Regions from separate parts of the Homo sapiens genome. Here region 1 is linked to region 2. Evidence: read pairs that join two places in POLR2A ChIA-PET (ENCODE). Cell type or tissue: OCI-LY7. All regions are shown on one strand.

Evidence for each region. ChIA-PET counts read pairs that join two places held together with the same protein. Peaks named below come from ENCODE experiments on the same cell type or tissue, not always from the same donor. Only the 100,000 strongest peaks of a DNase experiment are listed, where the experiment ranks them.
Region 1: POLR2A ChIA-PET joins it to region 2 with 5 read pairs; 2 of 35 experiments call an interaction of 5 or more read pairs at or near these places.

Annotation. Positions count from the first base shown.
Region 1 is chr15:68,224,023-68,226,522 of GRCh38, forward strand. All of the region lies in intron 1 of CLN6 (CLN6 transmembrane ER protein), which reads right to left. Among named protein-coding and RNA genes, the nearest start is that of CLN6, 4.5 kb to the right of the region's middle. In OCI-LY7, no CTCF peak of the experiment used is centred here; a DNase peak (open chromatin) is centred at 1,019; H3K4me3 peaks cover 1,324 bases; H3K27ac peaks cover 1,556 bases.
Region 2 is chr15:67,795,096-67,797,595 of GRCh38, forward strand. All of the region lies in intron 21 of MAP2K5 (mitogen-activated protein kinase kinase 5), which reads left to right. Among named protein-coding and RNA genes, the nearest start is that of SKOR1, 29 kb to the right of the region's middle. In OCI-LY7, no CTCF peak of the experiment used is centred here; DNase peaks (open chromatin) are centred at 1,276 and 1,756; H3K27ac peaks cover 1,269 bases.

The DNA of each region.
Region 1 (2,500 bases), 430 kb after region 2:
GCAGTAAGAGTGAAACTGTCTCAAAAAGAAAACAACAACAACAACAACAACAACAAAAAACAACTCTAAAAAATTAAAAATTAAAAATTAAAAATTAACTGGGTATGGTGGCACACATCTGTAGTTCCAGCTACTCAGGAGGCAGAAACAGGATGATCACTTAAGCCTGGGAGGTCAAGGCTGCAGTGAGCTATGACCGTACCACTGCACTTTAGCCTGGGTGACAGAGTAAGACCTTATTGCAAAAAAAAAAAAAAAAAAAAAAAAAGCAGGCACACAGAGTGGACACTCAGCAACCAGCTTGCAAATCAAGATTAGACTGGGCACAGTGGCTCATGCCTGTAATCCCAGCAGTTTGGGAGGGTGAGCTGGGCAGATCACATGAGGCCAGGCATTCAAGACCAGCCTGACCAACATGACGAAACTCCGTCTCTACTAAAAATACAAAAATTAGCCCAGCATGGTGGTGCACACCTGTAATCTCAGCTACTGGGGAGGCTGAGGCATGAGAATTGCTTGAACCTCACAGGCAGAGGTTGCAGTGAGCTGAGATGGCACCACTGCACTGCCTGGGCAATACAAAAAGACTCTGTCTCAAAAAAAAAAAAAAAAAAAAAGATTAATCAGCACCTGCCTGGTTTTCTTCTCCTGGAACTCTGCCCACGGGAGGCAGATCATGGAATGGTAAAGGCATCCTCTCCCCCAGCTCATGTCCTGAGGATGAGCAACCTCAACCCTGTCCCAAGTTCCTGGCTCCACAGACTTAGCACACTGAGCCCCCAGCCTGTGCCAGCTAGGTCTCAATCACTAGCAAATGCTGCTGAAAACAATGGTGATGGCACAATGGCAGATAACCTGAAACAAGGTTAGACTCTTCTCTCCTTCCCAGCTTTCCAAGTCTACCATATGGGGACAATGACACCACGACAGTTGAGGAGTGCATGCCATACACTTAAAATCCTCAAGGCAGTCAGCAGCATCTGCAGGGCTGCCTGGCAGAAAAGGAAGGGGTTTCATCCTGAACAAGTCAAGCGGTAACCCACAAATGGGGACCACAGAGAGACTAATTTTGCTTCTATTTAAAGAATGGTGACATACAAGACAATGAAAAGCTTGAACAGAAAAAAAACTAAGGAAATGAAGGCAAATATAATGAGAGAATAAAGAAAGGCAACTAGAAACTCCAAGAAAAACAAAAGTAACATAAGAAAGCAAATGTAACTGTTAAACATTATTTGGCTCTGTTGGAACAATATTTATTAAATACATGGCTTAAATAACATACACATTTTATATTAATTTTCAATGTTTAGAGTCAATCCACAGATAAAACATGGAAGATAATTACGGTTTTAAAGCAGCAGATAATTATAGTCTACTTTGATAACATGAAAACAGAGGACAGAAATTGTAGGAAGGGGTGAGGAAAGCTAAAGTTTAGGGTAGGGGACTAATATCATCTTTTTATTTTAGTTTTGGAGACAAGGTCTTGCTCTGTCACCCAGGCTGGAGTGCAGTGACACAGTCATGGCTCATTGCAGCCTTGACCTCCCAGGCTCAAGCAATCCTCCCATCTCAGCCTCCTGAGTAGCTGGGACCACAGAAAGGCATGTGCTGTCACACATGGCTAATTTTTAAAATTTTTCCTTTTTTCTAAAAGGAATCAAAGGCTGGGCGCAGTGGCTCATGCCTGTAATCCCAGTACTTTGGGAGGCCAAGGCAGGTGGATCACCTGAGGTCAGGAGTTAGAGACCAGCCTGGCCAACACGGTGAAACGTCATCTCTACTAAAAATACAAAAATTAGATGGGCGTGATGGTGGGCACCTGTAATCCCAGCTACTCGGGAGGCTGAGGCAGAATTGCTTGAACTCTGGAGGTGGAGGTTGCAGTGAGCCAAGATGGCACCACTGCACTCTAGCCTAGGGGACAAGAGTGAAACTCCATCTCAAAAAAAGAATAAAATAAAATAAACCAAGAAATAGCAGTTGAGTGTAGTTTTTAAGAGTGTGGACTTGGCTGGGCGCGGTGGCTCAGGCCTGTAATCCCAGCACTTTGGGAGGCTGAGGCGGGTGAATCACAAAGTCAGAAGTTTGAGACCAGCCTGGCCAACATGGTGAAACGCCGTCTCTACTAAAAATACAAAAAATTAGCTGGGCGTGGTGCCGAGCACCTGTAATCCCAGCTACTTGGGAGGCTGAGGCAGGAGAATCGCTTGAACCCGGGAGGCGGAGATTGCAGTGAGCTGAGATCATGCCACTGCACTCCAGCCTGGGTAACAGTGTGAGACTCCATCTCAAAAAAAAAAAAAAAAAAGAGTCTGGACTTTGGAGACTGTTTGGGTTCATATCCCAGCTCTGCCACTAACCAGATCTTGAGCAAGTCACTTAACTTCTTGGGCCTTAATGTCCTCATTTGTAAAATGGAGATAATAGTAGATCCTATCCCTTTTTTTTCTTTTTTGAGACGGAGTCTCACTCTTGTTGCCCAGGCTGGAGTATA
Region 2 (2,500 bases):
ATGTTGGCTTCATATCATTCATATGGTAGGCCCTTATTTTTCAATTTTGACTGGATTTGTGGTTATGTATCTTTTTTCCCTTCTTGATATTTACTTGTTTTCTGTTTACCAATTTTGATCATCTTCATGACATCTTTCTATTTAATTCCTTCATGTTCTTTATTATTTGCCATCTTATGATTTCTTTAGCTATGCTTTTTGTTCTTTTTATAATGTATTAAACACTTAGCTCATAAATTTTCAATATTTTTTCCTAATATATGCCTATAAAGCTATGAACTTGCCTGCTAATATTGCTTTAGCTGCATCCAACAAGTATTTACATGCAGTGTTTTCATTGTCCTTCAATTCTAAGTAATTTTCAATTTCAATTAGGACTTTTTTACACCAAATTATTTAGAAGTATTTTTTATCTCCAAGTAGTGAAAGATGTTTTGTTATCTTGTGGTTATTACCTAATTTTAATCCACTGTGGTCAGAGAGCATGCTATGTATAACATCAGATCTTTGTTACTTGTTTAGACTCCCTTAGAACATGGTCATTTGGTTTTTCCCCCCAGTGTTCTCTCTTTGCTTGAAAAAAGTATATATTCTCTAATTGTTGAATGCAATGTCCTATAGACATCCTTTAGATCAACTTTATTGTGTTTCTCAAATATTTCGTGGCTGTACTAATTTCCTACCTGCATTATCTATCAATTTCTAAGAGAGGTATGCTAAAATCTCCCACTACTATTGTGTCTGTGTCTGTTTCTCCTTGCATTCCTGTCCATTTTTGCTTTATATGTTTTAAGGCAGTAATGTTAAGTTGCATATGTCAAAATATTGTGTCTTCATTTCAAAGTATTTCTTTTGTCTTTATGAGGTGATTCTATCTCTAATATATTTTCCTTTAAATTTTATTTTTTGTTGATATTAATATAGCTATGCCATCTTCTTTTGGTTAGTATTTGCTATGTTTGATTATCCTTTACTTCTGTGCTCTTTTACATGAATCTCTGCATTTTGTTGTTGATGTTTTAAATTTTAACTAAGGCTCTATTAATTGATTAATCATTTATATTTATTGTTTGTTGATATACTTGAGTTTTTTGTACAGTCCTATTTTGTACTTTCTCTCTACTTTTTTGATTTCTTTTTTCTTCTTTGTCCATTGTATTGCAGTAAGGTTTCTTTAGGCCATTCTTGCATTGCTACAAAGAAACACCTGAGACTGAGTAACCTGAAAAGTGATTTAGTTGGCTCACAGTTCTGCAGGCTGTACAGGAAGCATGGCTCAGGGCATCTGCTCAGCTTCTGATAAGGCCTCAGGAAGTTTAAAATCATGGCAGAAGGCAAGAGGGGAGCTGGCACATCACATGGCAAAAATATAGGCAAGAGAGACAGTGGGTAGTGGGGAGGTGCCACACACTTTTAAAGGATCAGATCTTGTGAGAACTCACTCCTTTCTTGAGAACTCCACCTCCTGTTCCAGTCACCTCCTACCAGGCCCCATCCCCAACATTGGTGATTACATTTCAACATGTGATTTGAGTGAGGTCAAATATCCAAACTATTTAACATATCCGGTTTTTTCCTTCACATTTAGTTTTACATTGGTTTGGAATCATATTCTGTTTCTGGCCTCTAATTGCTTATCCCTAAGTTAGCTTCAATTATATATAATAAAAAACAAATAGTAGCTTAAACAAGACAGGAGGGTGTTTCTCACTCATGTTAAAGCAGACAGGAAGTAGGGTGTCCAGACTGATCTGGCAGCTGCTTAAGGGACATTCAAGCTCCAGCCAGCAGGAAAGGAGGAAAGGGTGTGGAAATGCTTGCCTCTTCTTTTAAGGACAGAATTTCTAGGAACCGGCACACATTGTGTCTGTTCACATGGCGCTGGCCAAAACTGACCCCCAGGGAGGCTGGGAGTGCTGTTGCTCTGCTAGGTGACAGTGTTTCCTGCTAAAATCAGAACTCTTACCACAATGAAGAAAGGGAGAATGGATACCAGGGGGCAACTAGCAGTCCTTACCGCAGCCCCTTTTCCCCCAGACTTCAGGGTTTTAGAGTTTCTGATCACTCCCTTCTTACATGTTATCACAGTCCAGAATTTCATTGTCCCCTTGTTTTTAGATCTTAAAAATCATTACTGCAGTTGTGGCTTTATATATAGTTACTGCTTGTTCAGATTTATCCACATGCTTGCCAGTTACTCCTCATTGTGATTGTATTCCTTCGGAGGTTTCTTTTCCTTTCTGAAGTACATCAAGAGTTGTGTCAGTATGGTCTGTGAATGGTAAAACAGTCTGAGTTTTTGTTCTAGGATTGGCTTCCCTTTGCCCTAACTCTTGATTGTGAGTTTAATTGGATTTAGAAGCTTAAGTGGATAATTTCTCCTGAGTACCTTGGAGATATTCTGTTGCCCTCTAACTTCTACTGTTGGTGGTAAGAATCTCCTGACTGCCAAATTGCTACCCTTTCTAGGCAACATGTGTTTCTCTTTGGTGCTTGCATT